2 separate regions of the Mus musculus genome follow, and region 1 is linked to region 2. The links are chromatin loops, found by intact Hi-C in ENCODE. Cell type or tissue: left cerebral cortex. All regions are shown on one strand. Each heading gives the region's core, and the rest is flanking DNA. Links, peaks and the distances in the headings are about the cores only.

The links. Hi-C counts contacts between places; a loop is a spot of excess contacts. Peaks named below come from ENCODE experiments on the same cell type or tissue, not always from the same donor. Only the 100,000 strongest peaks of a DNase experiment are listed, where the experiment ranks them.
Region 1: it touches region 2 in a loop (4-fold over the local background); 18 of 42 quality-filtered maps call a loop at or near these places.

What each region holds. Positions count from the first base shown.
Region 1 is chr5:112,322,621-112,330,948 of GRCm38, reverse strand. Tfip11 (tuftelin interacting protein 11) reads right to left here and starts at 4,580. Exons shown (of 14, transcript NM_018783.4): 1 at 4,476-4,580; 2 at 3,279-3,464; 3 at 2,767-2,987; 4 at 1,430-1,583; 5 at 1,046-1,202. The coding sequence starts at 2,978. In left cerebral cortex, for the core only: a CTCF peak has its summit at 4,724; DNase peaks (open chromatin) are centred at 4,639 and 5,513; H3K4me3 peaks cover 1,492 bases; H3K27ac peaks cover 1,121 bases.
Region 2 is chr5:112,273,068-112,281,395 of GRCm38, reverse strand. It overlaps Tpst2 (protein-tyrosine sulfotransferase 2), which reads right to left and starts at 4,651. Exons shown (of 7, transcript NM_009419.5): 1 at 4,625-4,651. In left cerebral cortex, for the core only: a CTCF peak has its summit at 4,625; DNase peaks (open chromatin) are centred at 1,021, 4,142 and 4,853; H3K4me3 peaks cover 2,148 bases; H3K27ac peaks cover 2,623 bases.

The DNA.
Region 1 (8,328 bases), core at 140-8,139, 50 kb before region 2:
AACAACTGAGACCACCTCTGAGGATTCTGCCCTCCTGTGCTGACCAACATAGGCATCAGAAGCCTGTGTGGCAAGCACAGTAACTCAGGAGGCTGAGCGGCTGAAGGACAGCTGTGGGCTGGGAAGGGGCTCACACTGCTCACAGCTAACTTATATAATATGGCTAAGCCCTGGCAATCAACAGGAACAGCATTACTCCCCCGTCCAGGATTTCCTTCCACCTTCTCACTCAGCACTGTTGAAACCCCAGGGATGCTCTGCCACGCTCTGCCCAGCATCTCAGGGATGCTCTGCCACGTTCTTCCCAGAAAAATCCTCAGCACTACCTGAGCCGCATGTGGGTGGCCTGGGATGTGAATTACAGAGGACACTTCTGATTGGACCCGTCAGGCTCAAAGAGGCTAAGTGCTTGCTCCTTGTGGCTCTGAGCCAAGGTGGTGAGCTGTGTGTGCAAGGGCTGTTTCTCAGTGAGGCTGGTTGGGGGAGCAACGTGGGTTTGGGTCAGCCAGCAGCACAGGCATGTCTTCAGTCGGTGAAGGCCGCTGTGCACTGGCCTGCCTGATGCTGAGTTGCAGACTAAGAAGAAGCAGGGACTACGCAGCTGGCCTAACAGCCCAGGCAGGCTCACACACTGACCACAGCAGGGCAGGTGGCAGGTCCAGGAGGCTGAGGACACTGTGTTTAGAAGAACACACTCTGCCAAAAGGCATCTGTGAAGCAGCCAAACTAAATCTAGAGTTCTGGGTGAGACTGTCTGATTCAAAAATATTAGCAGTTACTTCTCTAGAGACACAGGCCAGGTTAAAGCAGCTCTGCGTCTGCAGCCACTTTAGACCCTAGCAGTTTCCGTCTCACTTAACCAAGTAGTTACTGAATCTGGGTTCTGAGAAAGCCAAGCAGCTGGAGCACAAGTGGCCCATGCAGCCACACCCAGCTGCAGAGTAACAGCTGCTTTGGTTGGGTTTTGAGCTTATGAATCCTTCCCAGGACCTGTCACCCATACTTGCCGAGCTTCCTCCCGGAGCCTCCCCTCCACCACACTCACCCTGTGCGTTCTTCCCCAGGCCACGCCCAGGGACGTAGCCCATCTTCTGCAGCAGCTTCTGCCCGATCCCTTTCGTGTGTCTCTCCCAGCTGCCAAAGTCCATGAAGGACTTGGTTCCTCCTGAAAAGCCTTTCTGGCTGGGCTTAAAATTGCCACCCTGCAAAGAAGGCGAGATGAGTTTGGGTGAGAGAGAAAAATGGAGCAACCCAGGGAGCTCAAGCCTACAGCTACACTGTATCATGAAAGGCAGCATCTGGACCACAGCCATCAGTGACTCGGAGGAGGGAAGGAACTGCAGATGCTCACCAGCTTCTCCCTGTGGAAGAAGCCACTGCACTGTGACCTCCATGGGGTGCCACCAGGAGACTGTCCTGTGAGGCCTACCGTCTTTAACTTCTTTGGTCCTAAATCCTTCGGGAAGTCCTCCTGCTTAACAGGCTTCTCTTCAGCATCAGAGTCCTCGGAGTCCGCTTCCTCAGCCGCCCCTTTCTTGAGCCCCGCACTGATGAAGTTGACAGGTGCAGAATAGTCTCGGGCCCTACAGACACACACAGAGCCTCCAAGTCCATAAAGAACGCTTCTGCAACACCCTGTCCTGGAAGCTGCTCGAAAGAGAATTCCTTAGAGAGAGAGGCCCTCAATAATCTTACATTTAACATTTAAAAAATATTATATGGGGGGGGGGCCTAACCACATGACACTGTGGGTGCCCGATGAGCCAAAGGCTCGATTCCCTGAAGATGGAATTAGAGGCACTTGTGAGCTGCCTGAGGTGGGCACTGGCTGGGAGCCACACTCAGGTCTGCAATAGCAATTGAGTTCAATCTCAATTGCTCCTGGGTCCTCTTCCAGCCCACATTTTACACTCGTGGGGTCTGTTCGATTCAAACTATAACTGAAGATTTGCCACTGTCAGTAGGGTTGAGTATAAATTCAGACTAGGATGTAATAATCTTACTTCCTTTGGACGCTTTCAAAAATGCCATTATTGCTCTGTGCAGACAATTTGTAGAGCATCTCGTCCCTTTCCCCTTCCCTGTAGGAATCTGGTGACTGAACCCAGCTAGCCAGGTGTGCATGGCAACAACCTCCGAGGCATCAAACTGGGCCCCCTTTTACAACTGAAAAGACTGTGTTAGCTTAGTGTCTGCTTTGCTTTAGAGTGGTACAGCACTTATCTAGCATGCCTGTAAACACACACACACACACACACACACACACACACACACACACAGTGTTTGTTTTAGATACTATTTCAAGGATAAAAGTCAGAACAACTCAAACAGATAAAAATCCTAAGTAAAATTAATCAAAACATTCTGAGTGTAGTTAGGTGGGGAGACTTGAGACAGCATCTTAATGTGGACCCCAGGCTGTACTACCACTCTCCCCTGTGGACCTACTCACTTTTCTACCTCCGTTTGGTCCAACAGCGTTTTCTCCAGAGCACCCTCTCTAAACTCCCTGTTCTCTAGTGCCCTGTGAGTGCTCCCTGACACAGCATGGCCCCACAGCTGCCATGCCTGTGGTGGGTCAGCACTTCCCTATCCATAAGTAGCCCTGATCCCATCACACAGTAACTGCTGAGGGGGAGCTCGCCACCCCAGCTCAACAACACATAGCAAGATGCTGTAGCACCCGGACTCTACAAGGGCAGAAAACTCTTCTGGGATGCCTTCCCGATCCTCCAGACCCAGGGCATGCAGCCCAGCACACAGTACCTTTTGCCTCCAAAGCTGGGCCTCTCCTCGTCCGAGTCTCGCTCCGCCCACACCCCGTAGGTGGCCTCCTCTTTGGTCTGCCAATGGCGCTGCCGGTTGGGGTTGAACTCATTCTGGAGATCCCAGTCGGTGATCTCAAAGTTCTCCCTCTCATCGTCATCGTCATCATCAAGGTGGCCTTCGCCATCCCGGTACAAGTGGGACAGAGACATGGCCAGTCACTAGAGGACGGTGACAAGAACAGCACTGTGAGAACCTGGGGCTAGCAGAAGATCCGCCAGTGTCAAAAAGCTATTAATGAGCCTCATGATCCAACTCAGTAAAGCAGCCATTAAACAAAGGGCAAAATGACCAGCTCCGTGACAAGTGAGACAAGTCAGACCCAGCCATCCGAAGGGGGCCTAACGCACAATGCCTTGTCAGAGTCAATCACCATGCACGCGTGGGGCGGGGCCACAGAATGACAGGCACATATGCCACAGAAAGGAAGCAACAGCTCTAAATGTTATTACCTCAGAAACCAGGTTGGTCTTTTTACTTCTCCAGGAAAAGTTGTATCTAGCCAATTTGCAGTTCCAGGGAAACTTCAGAGCATTTTCTGAAATACTATTTCCACGGGACTGAAGGTTTCCTTCCCTGAACGGCTTCTACGGTACTGGAAGGTTGCAGTCTTTCTGAATGCCACTTTGCAGTCACTCCTAGAGGGTAGGGAAAAAACAGTGTTCTACCCAGGTAGCTATTCATCTCTCTCTCTCATAACTGCATTCATTCAGTTCCAGGAGAAGCTTGTAAGGACTGATTAAGATGATACTTTCGAAAAACAAAAGCTCCAACACTTTGGAGGCAGAGAGGCAGATCCATCTCTCTAAGTTCAAAGCCAGCCTGGTCTCAAAACCGACAAAACAACAACGAAAGCTCCGCTCCCAGTAGGTGCTCAAGAAACAGCACCCTTACATCTTTGACTCTAGCAGTAGGGAGGCAGAGACCAGGGGGGTCTGAGTTCAAAGCCAGCCTGGTCTACAAAGCAAATTCCAGGGCAGCCAGGGCTGGCTGCTAAAGAGAAATTCTGTCTTGAAAACAAAAACAAAAAACAAAACAAACAAACAAACAAAAAACAGAAACGGGGGGAAAGGGAGGAAAAAGGAAAAAAAAAAAAAAGCATCTTCTTCCACTCCATGATCGGGTTTCAGGTTCACACTCATTACAAGTCAGGACTGCGAAGTGAATCCTTCAAAATGATTGTGAAAATCATTAACACTTAACACCCCAGCCTGAGTCTAAATCGCGCCTCTATGAACACCTGTGAGTGTGGTTATCACATTCAAAGGTCCCGACCCGACACTGTGTGCATTGCACAGTAACATCCTCACTATGTGACACCAGTGACTGACAGCGTGAAAACGGCTCCGCGGTGACTAACAGCTCCCCCCCCCCCCCGCTGCTCCTCCTCCTCCTCCTCCTCACTATGCACCGGCGAAACTCAACAGGTTCCGACCCCAGCAACCAGCACATGTTGAGTTTCCTCAAAGGAGCAGGAAGCCCTAGGCCCACTCAATTACAGCACCGCCACCTCCCCAGCACAGGGGACAGGAGACGCTCAGCTCAATGTCAGCAGCGGGCCCGGAGCGCAGGGAAACCGTAAAGCCGTCGTCACGGAGCCTCGGAGCCTCAGCCCGCGCTCCCGGGACGCCACCCCGCCGCCTGCTCACCTCGCTCAGCATCCGCGAGAGCCACACAGCCTTCGCCCAGCGTCCCCGAATCTGCGAGGGTCCCGCCAGCCCAAACCCGGATGTGGCCTTTACCGGCGCATCGGAAATACGTCATCGCTCAGAGGCGGAAGTGGCGCGCTGTTGCCCCGGCAGCGACTTCACGCCGGAGGGGGCGTGTCTGCAACCCGGAAGGGCCGGTGATCCCGCCTCGCGCTGCTTCTGGTTCCCATCGGAACTGAGGCTGAGTGGCCGTCTCGTTCCAGGGCGAGCCGTCGCCAGGCACTGGAGTCTTACTTGGCGTTACCAGCGTCACGAGGACACTGAGAGATTAAAATGTCCTCGCGACCCCATGTCGAGTTCTCTCCAGGAAGCAGTTTTATTGTTCTCCTCTTTGCTCTAGTTATTTCTCTGTCGCTGGGAAAGAACGGAGTTGGGGTTTCTTGTTGGTTTGATTTGGTTTTGGTTTTGTGAATTTTCAAGACAGGGTTTCTCATCCTGCCGTGGTGGCGCACGCCTTTAATCCCAGCACTTAGGAGGCAGAGACAGGTGGATTTCTGAGTTCGAGGCCAGCCTGGTCTACATACAAAGTGAGTTCCAGGACAACCAGGGCTACACAGAGAAACCCTGTCTCGAAACCCCCCACCCCCAAAAAAAAGAAAGAAAGAAAGACAGGGTTTCTCTGTGTAGCCCTGACTGTCCTGGAACTCATTGTGTAGACCAGGTTAGCCTCGAACTCGGGAGATCTGCCTGCCTCTGCCTCCTGAGTGCTGGCCTTAAAGGCGTGTGCCAACGCGACCCACAAAGAGCATATGTCATCTTTTTACACATCTTACAAATCTATACATAGTCTGGTGCCATCTCTGGTTCTGAAACTAATTTGTTTTCTCTAATACCCTAAAAGGCTGGGTCCTGGTGGGTTTTGTTGTTGGCTGGACTTATTTTTGTTTTCCCCTGTCAGCTTGATACACACTAGAGATATCTAGGAAAAGGACTCGGTGCTTCCATCGGATGGCCTGTAGGCAAGACTGGTGTCGTTTGCTTGATTCATGATTGATGTGGGACGGCCCAGCCCATTGTGGGTGGGGCCTCCCCCTGTGGTCCTGGGTGCTGTAAGCACAGGGAGCAAGCCAATAAGCAGCGTTCCCTCCGTGGCTTCTACTTCAGTTCTTTTTAAAAATGTCTTTGGACTGTAATCTGTAAAGCAAATAAATCAGTTTCCTTCCCAAATTGCTCTTGGGTATGGTCTTTACAATACAGCAATAAAACCTAACCAAAAAACATGCAGGAGGATTTGTTAGTGAGGCTCTTGGGGAGTCCGTCAGAGCCAATGTGATACTGTGGGATCAGGGTCCCTTCTTGGGGTTTTATGGTCACGTGAATGAAAGCATCTAAGAACTGATACAGAGAGCTGAGGGCGGGCAGTGGGGCCAGGGTTGGGGGTGGGGGCGGGAACGGCAGGCAAGTTGTAACTCATAGCTGCCGGGAGGAGAACGAAGAAGGGAAGAGGCATGGTGGTGTGGGAGAGCCAGTGTGGAGGTCGGCCACGAGCAGGCAGGGGGCCTTCAGCGCATGAGCAAGGGATCCCAGTACAGGAAAGTTGAAAGCATACTTGTGTTGGGAAAGAATATCCCTGCGTGTGAACCAAGTGAAAGTAAACCAGGAAGGCAGTGACCCCAAGTTGGCAGACAAGCACACGCAAGCTGCAAGGGTACTTCCGTTCCGTTCCATTCCATTCTGACACACGTGCTATCGTGCTATCAGGTGACTCATCCCGTTGGTAGGAGCTCAGCGTCATTCTGATGGGATTGGCACATCATAAACCACACCAAGAGGAAGCTTATGACCAGCAAGTATCAAAAAATGCCTGGTATTTGGGGTTTGACATAAACTACAAGAGTGTCCCAAGATGGGGCTGGGAGCACGGACTATGGAATACTGGACCTTGGGCAAGCTAGCCATCTTTGATCAAAACAAAACAAACAAACAAACAAACAAACAAAAACTTCTCACACTTAGGCTGTGACCAGAATCCAAGTGGAAAAGACTAGAAAGGAAAAGAAAGCAGGTGACACACACCTTTAATCTCAGCACTGGGGGAGGCAGAGGTGGTTGGATCTCAGTGAAACCTGGCCCAGATTTCCAGGACATCCAGGGGTAAGTAATGAGACCTTGTTGAGAGAGAGGGAGAGGGAGAAGGAGGAGAGGAGGAGGAAGAGGAGGAGGAGAACAACAACAAAAAGGAATAGTTATACCCTTCTGCGTCAGAACTCTGGATGTTCTGGGAATGTACATTAGTTTAAGGTGAGCACCTTTAAGCAGTTCCTTGATTTGCCCCCACTAGGCTAACCCTTAAGGGAGGAGACAAAAGCATGGGCCCCACTTAGAGCAGTGGTTCTCAGCTCATGTCATGATCCCTTTGGCAAGCCTCTTATCTCCAAAAATGTTTACATTACGATTTGTAGCAGTAGCAAAATTGCAGTGAGGAAGTAGCAATAAAAACAATTTTATGGTTGGGTGTCACCACAACATGAGGAACTGTATTAAAGGGTCGCAGCCTTAGGAAGGTTGAGAACCATGGCCCTAGAGGCATCTCTAATGAGTCTGTCTGTGGTTGAGAGAAATCTGGACAGGAACTTCAGGCAGGAACCATAGAGGAATGCTGCTTATTGAATGCTCTGGCTCATTCAAAGGCTCGTGTTTATACAGCCCAGAAACATCTGCCATGGTACGGGGTCCTCCTGCATCCAGTAATGCTACAATCAAACAAATGAGGCTTATCCTAAGTACTGCCATTTTGTTTTCAGACTCCATTTTGGTCCCAAGGTGAAATGAAGTTCAGATTCCCAGACTCTAAGGGGAACTCTCCCTTTGGCTAGCCAATTTCCTCATTCTTTTTCCATACCACCAAGCATAATGATTTGTCCCTAACCATGAACAAATGGTTCTGACTGTCACTTGGCACAGATGTTTGTGGACCTTGGGCTTTAAAACTCCGTAACATTCTGGCATGAGGACGCAGTTCAGCTCCCGAGTCTGTTCTGAGTCTGTTCTGTGGCCCTGACTGACCAGTAGCAGCCGGAGTACAAGATTTATTAAGACGGATGTTTGAAGATGCAGCCAGCTCCCAAGTCTGTGCTGTTGTCCCTGATGGGTCAATTTTTGCTCCCTAAGTAAAATAAAGATCTTGCTTTGCTGGAGTCTTTTGACGTCTTGGATTTCTTTTGGATTTTCAGATGCCAACAGTAACAATCAAGACCATTCTGAATAGGTATGCCCACAGGCCAGTCTGATCTGGATAATTCATCAAAACTTCCCTTTCACATGACTATGTCAACTTAGCAACTAAAGCCAACTAGGATATTTAGAACTGGCTGGTAGATTCATTCATTCATTCATTCATTCATTCATTCACTAATCCTTTTAAAATGTACTGAGTTCCTAGAAGCTGGACCCAAACAGTATACTAAGCAACATGGTTGAAGGGTTTGCAGGGAACATTAAGAGGGACACCAAAACAGATCGCTTGTTAGTAACAAGTTCATTAGAAAAGCTAATGGACAGACAGAGAGTAGCATGGTAGAGGCTCTGAGGAGAGTTCAGGGTTCCAGTACCAGAGGCAGACAGTAAGGCAAAGGTTTCCTGTAGAGGACTCAGAACCCACATGGGAGAAATAGGGATCTGTCTTTATACTTTTTTGAGGATGCAGAGATTTCAGAGACATGAGCCTGGCTATCCTCAAATCCCAAGGCTAGTGTATTGGGATATAATATATATATTATAGATATGGAATTAATTGGGATGACTTACAGGCTGCAGTCCAACTAACCCAACATCGTTGGGCAGCTGTGAATGG
Region 2 (8,328 bases), core at 101-8,100:
TCTGGCCCGTCATGGAGGCAACTGTGTACAACTGGAGGCCCCACGTATTCCAGCTGCCTCTACCAATAGCCTACATCAAGCTTGAGTGGCTTTTGGTGGCTGACACACTGCCAGCCTCAGAGTTTGGGAAATACGAGGTTATGTCACTATTGAGGGCAGAGCAGGGGGGGGGGGGGGGGGATCTGTCCCTGCAGCCGGTGGTTCAGACTCACGCATCCCAGAACCTGCAGTTCACCTGCTGAGACATAGGCGGGCTGCGGCTGGCCTCTGCTGTTTCATACCGGCTTAGGCCAGACCTGAACCTAAGGTTGTGAAGGTTCTCTGTGACTTGGGGATTGTGAGATGTTCCACAGACATCCGAGGAATGTGTGACGATGCATGTGAAGAACGCCAAGGAGGATAAAGTAGATTTAAAAGGCGCTAAGCAATAGGGATGGTTTCCAAACACAAGGAAGGCCCACGGCTGCCCTCAAAACCCTGAAGCTTTTTCTACACCAAGTCAGACTCCTGGGGCCAGTCCTGAATGTAACACTGGGGTCAGTTTGGGGGTGATAGGGATCAGGACAGCCCAAGACACCTGCCCGGAGCCTCAGGAATTCAGTTTGGAACTGTAAGTTTCCTCTACAAATGTCTGAATGCCAGTTCAATTAAAACCAGAATAGCAGCCAGGCTCAGTGACACAGGCCTGTTGTCCTAATTCCTAGGAGGCTGACGCAGGAAGACTGAAAGTTCAAAGCCAGCCTGGACTACAGAGAGAGTTCTAGGCCAGTTTAGGCAGCTTAGTAAGACCTCATCTCAAAATGAACCAGGAGTAGACCTCCGTTGTAGTTCAATGGGAGAGAGCCTGTCCAGCATGCATAGAAATCCTAGGTTCAAAGCCAGCTGGCCAACCTAGAACAGCCACATCACCAGGGAGCTAAACAAAACCCGCAGGCAGTGAATCCCTTCTCTAGCAGGAAGAACAGGCCCAGAAGGGGAAGCGCCTTGCCCAATACCACAGCCATCCGGAGGGAACTGGGGCTTGCAAGCCTCCAGGACTTCACAAGGCGAGAACCCTGTGTCTGTCCACCCTGCCATTCAGGAGGAAGTGAGATAGGCAGATACAAATGTGCACAAGAGTGGCTAATACTTGTAACCACTGAGCCCAGGGGCTCATGTGCCGGGCCTTACCAAGGGAAATGAGAGAGGAAGGTCCGTAACCGATGAGGATAGCCTTGGCCTCAAATCTGTCTCCAACCTGGCAGCTGCATGACCCTATAGTCCCGACAGCAGCAACCACTGAGGCCTCTGTGCTCTGTGCCTCCTCTGCCGTCAGGAGAACCGAGTTAAGGGCTGTAAGCATCTAGGCCAATGGCTGGCACTCAGTGGGCCTTGCACTGTTCAGCCAGGTTTGTAATCACTGAGGTTTGCAAAGGGCAAACTGGACTGCTGATGACATCATGCCCCCTCCTATCCCCAGGAGGTAGCAGCTACTTGTACTCTGCAAACTCAGCCCAGGGGTAGCAAGAAGCAGCAACAGCTCCAGGCCTGGCTTCCAAGCAGAGCCGGTGATACTAAGAGAGGTGGTGCCAGCTCTCTGACCTTGCCATCTTTCTCCCACAAGCCAGCCTAGGTCAAGAGCCTGGCAAATGAGAGCATCCACTTGGCAGCCGGGCCACCAGCTGCCATCTCTCCAGCAATAATGTCTGTTCCCCCTTGTCCTCCACTGCAATTTCTCCAGCTTGGCCCAGCCCTTCAGCTATTTCAAATGACTCATGTGCCCATAATTCCTCCTCAGCCCGCGGCTTGGGATGGGGGAGAGGGGCATCCCAGACCTCTGCGGTATGTCTGACACTGGGCAGGCAGCAAGACATGGACGGTACGGGGCAAGTACAGACTTCCTCTCAGGGGAACTTCTGCGAGGTCGCTTGGCACGTCAAAGCCACCCAAACCGTACCTGAGCTCTCGAAAGATACACTTATGAAGCCACACGACTCACAGTCTAGCTACAAATACACCCACAATGCCCTGGAGGCTTTCTGGAGCTCAAGATGCCATACTGAGCTCTGAGGATGTACGTTCATTCCCCAGCAGGGACTCGAGGCCCAGGGAGCTCCCTTGATTCCTAGACTACTTTCTTCACCAAGGAACTTGTGGAGAACGGTGGAGCTACACTAAGTGCCGGGGGCTCTGTTTCCCCAGTTCTGTCACCAGCCACAGCCAGATGACACCATGCAGGACCTGTAGGGCAATGCTGTTTTAAACCCTGCAACAGGTAACTACCAGAAGCCTGGACTGACGTTCAGAAATCGGACTCCCTTCAAGAACGTAGCTCAAGGCTATGGAAATAGTTCACTGGGTAAGAGATCATGCTAGGCTAGCCTGCGGAACAGAGACTGGGTCTCTGCATGCCTGGAAAAGGCTGGGTGTGGTGGTACACAGCTTTGATTCCAGCAGTTAGGAGGCACGTGGATATCTGTCAGATGCAGGTCAACCAAAGGCTACACAGTATGGTCTTGTTTCAAAAAGAAAAAAAAAAAAATCTGAGTTCAGCAGCGTGTGCCTGCAATCCCCGAGTTGGAGTTATAAATTAGTCCCAGAGGCTCCCTGGCCGGCCATTCTAGGCAAAATGGCAAGTTCTGGGTTAAGCAAGAGACTGTGCCTCAAAAAACAAGATGAGGCTCGACAGAGAAAGGCATCCTACATCAACTGCCGGCCTCCCCAGACCCTACACGTGCACAGACACACACACCACCCACAATAATTATAAAAGGAGTTCAGTTCTATTGGAAGCTCGATCTCCTAGCTTGCCGGAGGCTCTGGGTTCCACCCCAGCACTGAATGCAGAAGGTGTCACGATGCACACCTGTATAGCACTCAGGAAGTGGAGGCAGGAGGAACAGAGGCTAAAGGTCATCTTCAGTTCCATAGTGACGTGAAGGCCAGCCCGAGTCACAGGAGACCCTGTCTCAATACACACTTTCTCGACGGAGCTTGCACACACACACACACACATGCACACATGAACGCGCACCCCCCCCCTCACTGTGGGAAGCACAGTGACTCTCTTTTATAACCTTACCTCCCCCAGCACAGGAAGAGGGTGGGCAGGTCCAGGCCCTAACCCCAACAGGTACTGAAGCTGTCAACCACAAATCTGCTCACCACTGCTGCTTACTAGCAGGTCCCAGGAACCGCCCGGATGACATGCAGGGTACCCCTCAGAGCACTAATGAACTAGGAAATCATTTATAACAAATGCATTGAAGCCAGGAAGACGCTGATGTTTCAGAAGAAACGAAACATATTCAGAATTTATGGGAAACCTCAAGCCAGGCAAGTGGCACAAGCCTCTAATTCCAGCACTCCGGGGCTGAAACCGGAGAGTCTGGGGTTCAAGGTCAGCTTGAGGTAGATAAGACTTGGTCACAAATATCATCATAACCATCACATTCCAGAGGCAGTAAAGTGGTAAGGCACTTTGGGAGTTTGGCAGCTCCTCAATAGGTTAAACTTTAAAGGGATCCTGAAATTTAGGCAAAACTGAAAAGAGAAATACAGTGTGTGTATTCCCAGCAACAATACTAATCACAGCCATAAAGGAACATCAACCCACTGTCCATCTACAAACCAATGGACTACACACACACACACACACACACACACACAATATCCACACTAGGAAATACTATGCACATGAGGAACCATACACAGAACCACCCAGAGCAGAGAAATCCATAGACAGATAGTAGTGTAGATGAAGGTGAGCCGGGGTCTGGGGAAAGAGGTTTGGGAGTTGAGGGTTAGGGACTGCTGCTTTGGGGGATGTACAAATGTTCTAAAAGTAGACGAGGATCAGTGCGTAATGTGAGCATCCTAAAACCCACCAACCACCTAAAGTTTACTTCCAAAAGAAGATTTATATGGTTAGTGGATCAGACCTTCAGAAAAAGTGTTACAAAAAAAAAAATCCTTAGATACGGTTTTTAAAACAAGATATGGTAAATGGAATGAGCCCAAGGCGAGGCAAGGCGGGTACAGCGGTTCACAAATAACTTAACAGCTTCTTCAGGGTAACGAAACAAACCCAGTTCTGTATGTCCGGAAACAGAGGCTGGAGAAAGGGCATGTCCCCAATACTAAGCCGGAGCCTCCCAGCCCGATCTGCCCCAATGCAGAAGCTGGGCCTAACTAACCATCGGGCATCCCTGCTAGAATGAAAGAAACAAGGGGTTGGGGAGGGCAAGGAACAGTATGAACACCGGGAGCAGTGGGTACAGGGGCAGCCACCTCTGGGGGGAGGGGGGAGGGTCACACGCTCGCTCGCGCGCACAAAACCCCGCGGGAGAGTTTCTGCCCCGTCCTAGCTGTGAGTCCCAGCGCCCGGGCACGTGACCCCAGGCCTCAGTTTCCCACGTGTGAAGCAGGAAGCAAGCAAAACAGGGCAGAGCAAGAGAGGTCTACGCGTTCTTAAGAACCACCGTGGGCCGCGACCTCCGCAAGTTAACTTCCCCGCGGCGCCGCGCGGGTGGGGCTCCAGGCCACGCGCGTCCTCCCGCGGCGACCAGGCCTGTCCGCGCCGCCCACCGTCCGGACCGCGCCACGCAGCCCTGACCTGGTACTGGCCGAGGCCGCTGCCACCTACCGTGCCCAAATCGGCGCCCGCGCAGACTCCGGCTCCCTGCCGGCCGCCAGGGAGGCGCCGCGAGGGGCGGGGCCGCGTGTCGTGACGCAAGGGGCGGAGCCACTCGTGATCACGCCCCTGTCGCCTAGTGCTTGACCACGCCCCCAACGTCTATCGCTAGAGCCGCGACACTCCAGGCTTGCCCAGAGGGTTGGGGGCGGGACCCAGATAGGCCCTGCCCACACGCACGGCCTCCGCCACTCCCCCTCCCCTAGCTTCCCCTCTAGCGCCATGACGCAAGGGGTGTGGCCAAGAGAGCCCGCCCCTTCCAGCGTTGCCCCGCCCTCATCTCCTCCCCGGGGGCGGAGCCCCTGCCGTTAGAGCTTGCTGCTCTGGCTCCTTTAACTACGCAGGGCGTTCCTCCTCTGCACGGCATCCTTGAGGGCGCAGCCACAAGCTGGCGTTCAGACGCTGAGCGGGATGGCTGTCCGTCAGCGCAGGGGTGTGCACTATAGGTACAGGATTGGGTCCCAGAAAGGAGCCAGCCCAAGGTGTGCAGAGCAAAGGAGAAGGTGTAGGCTAGCCTCTCGCTGCGTCCTCTATAGCCTCTGTTTACAGCGCGCGCGCGCGCGCACGAGTTGTGGTGTGTTTTACCATTTTAAAATACATTAGATGGCTCGTTTGGTAAAGACGCTTGCAATCCCCGAAACCCGTGCAGAGATGGAAGAGTAGAACCGGCTCCACAAAGTTGTCTCCGACCTCCACACGTGTGCCTTGACACACAGTAATAAAAATAAATATTGAAAATAAAATCCTGGTGTTTGCGAGATGGCTTAGTGGGTAAGAGCGCCTGCCTCTAAGTCTGACGACATGAGTTCGATGAGGGACCCACATCATACAAGGACGTACCCCTCCCACCCAAACAAATCCTTTGACCTTCCAGGGTGTTGTGAAACCGTATACCCCAAACCTGTACAAAACTAAATGAAATTCATTTTTATACTAGTTACAACTAACACAAATATCTCTACAGGCCAGACAAAGCAAGGCACACAGATATGTGTTTGTCATTCATTCATTCATTCATTCATTCATTCATGTAGTCTATAAAACAGTGCCTGCCCTGTGGGAGATGCTGGGCTGACAAAGTCCCCGTCTTGGTGAAGCCAGTTACCAAAAATGAAACCACACAACATAGCATTTACTGAGTGCATATTTGAGATTTTTTTTTTTTTTTTGTGACTAACGACACAGCTCTGGGAGTTTTATACTATTTATGGGTGAAGAAAGATCAAAGAGCAAGGTCTGCCTGAAGGGGACTTCTGCTCCGCTGAGGGCTTTCTCTGAGCTTTATGATTCCACAAGTAAGCTGGATTCCCCTCAACAAGCCTTCCCAGCAGGGTCTGGAACTGGCCAGGCAAGAGTAGGTTCCAAAACTAGTCCAGGGAGGAAAAAATGAGGTGCTTACCTCATGACCCAAAGCACAGGCAGGGTGGCCTGTGCAACTAGTCATGAAAAGAACATTAGTCACAGCAGGGCCCGGGGGGGGGGGGGGGGCAGGATCCAGAAAGGAGGAGGTCAGCCTGGGGCCTTGCTTGAAGACAGGTAGGCAGGATGTGGTGGAAGGGGAGGATGTGGCCTGGCTCCTGTGCACTGTGGAAAGGCATCTATCTCCACAGGATCCTGCTGAAATGGAGACAGGGTCCATGTTCATCAGGGAAGAGTATGGCTAGATAAGATTTCTGTAGAGACCCCCTTGGGGTGCTTTTAGGGAGGAACAAGCAGGTAAGGGCTTTGGCTCATCCCAGGGGTGGTTAAGCATCCCAGGGTAGGCAAAGGATGCAGAGGAAGGATTCTGCTTCCACAGATGCTAGGAAGGCAGGAGAGGCAGATCTGATGGGACAGCTGGAATGAGCATGCTCTCAGTCACCCACCCAGATTAGCAAACACGCAGATCTTAATCTGTCACCTCCTGGATCGATAGGACACCCCCTGACCCCCTTGTGGATCAGCCTGGGAATCTAATGTGACTTTGAAGGCAGGTGGGTGAACCAGTCATCAATGTCCCTGGCCTGGGACCTTCTGGGATGGGCATCTCCTTCATCAGCCTTCCGGCCTGCTTCCTTAAGCAGGTTCACAAGGCATGGCGGCTTAGGGGGTCTCCAGAGCATGCTTGTCAGAAGCATGGGATAGCGATGTAGCACCAAGCACGAAATTCTAAACTCTTCCTAGCACCGACCCTCCCCTGCTCCATCCCATCTCCCAACCCCCTGCCCCAGGTTATAGTGATGCTATAAATCAATGGCTATGCCTTCTTCAGATTCTTGCTGTACCTGAAGCTATCCAGAAGAGCATTCGGGGGCTGGGGATGTGGCTGAGAGGTAGAACCAGATGGATACTCTCAGGGCCCTAGAGTCCATCCCCAGAAGCACTGAGTTTGTTCTATCTGTTTGTTTGGGTTTTTTTGTTTGTTTGTTTTTGTTTTTTCTAAATAATTTCCATTGCTTGCTCACTCTTTCCAATAGCCTTCTGAGGTTTCTTATTATCACACTCATTCTACAGATGAGGAAAACAGAGGCTCAGTCAGGAAATGTGGTTTGAGGTCTACAGCTAGCTAATGTAAATTCAGGTCTCTCTCACACACACACACACACACCCCACCCCCCCACCCCCCCAGTGCTCTGGCAGCAGCAGGCAGCAGGCAGTGGGTTCCTTCTCTGTCAAGAAGCTTGTTCGGTTACCATTTCTTTTTGGATGGTTAGGCTTCAGGAAACACCCTTTGATCTCTGGCTCAAATGACTGGCTACCATGGCAACATGGCTCCAAACAAAGTGGTCATATCTGTTTTTGTCCTCTGTGTGTGTGTGTGTGTGTGTGTGTGTGTGTCCCAGAGCAACCTGAAGTGCTATGTTCTAGAATCCTAGTGGCCTCCTTTGAGACAAGGTGTCTCATTGGCTAGAAGCTACCAGCACAGCCTACAACACCCACATTTTCACATGACTTCTAGGCACTGAACTCAAGTCTGCATGCTTCATGCAAGTGCTTTGGTGACTGGTCTGCCTCTCCAATACTTTTATTATTATTATTATTATTATTATTATTATTATTATTATTATTTTAAACAGTCTCACTATGTAGCACAGGTTGGTCTTGAACTCATGGTCATTCTGCCTCTGCTTCCCAAGGATTAGACACACACCACCATCACCAGACTCAGATGCTCACCTCTTCAGAGCCTCCCTGGACACCACAGGACCATGTCTCTCTCTTAAACTCAGTTGCTGCATGCCCTTCGGTGCCTGATGCTGTCTGGGTTGTGGTCGATGACCTTGAACACTTCTAGGGCTAGTCCTTTCTACTGGGCAAGCAGCCCAGGTACTCAAGCCTGGAAGACGTGGGTTACCCCTGTCACCATGGAAAGAGCGCTCCATCAGAGAGACACTTTGTCTTCCCAAACACTTGGATCAAAGATTCAAGATCTTGGATCTAGTCGGGGGTTAGGGGCTCAGCTGAATTGCAGTTGTAAGACCAGTGTGAGGTACAGGACTCCAGGGCTTCTGGAGAAGCTTCTAGAAAGGTGGGCCTTGTAGTCACAAGCCTCTGCTTTCCTTTAGAGTCACCCCCAAGTCATGTTTTGAGTTGTGGTTGAAACTGGGTTTCAGTTTCAAAACACATGGTGGTTTCTCATGCATCAGCTCTGAAGTTCTTCCCCAGGTGGTCAGCGC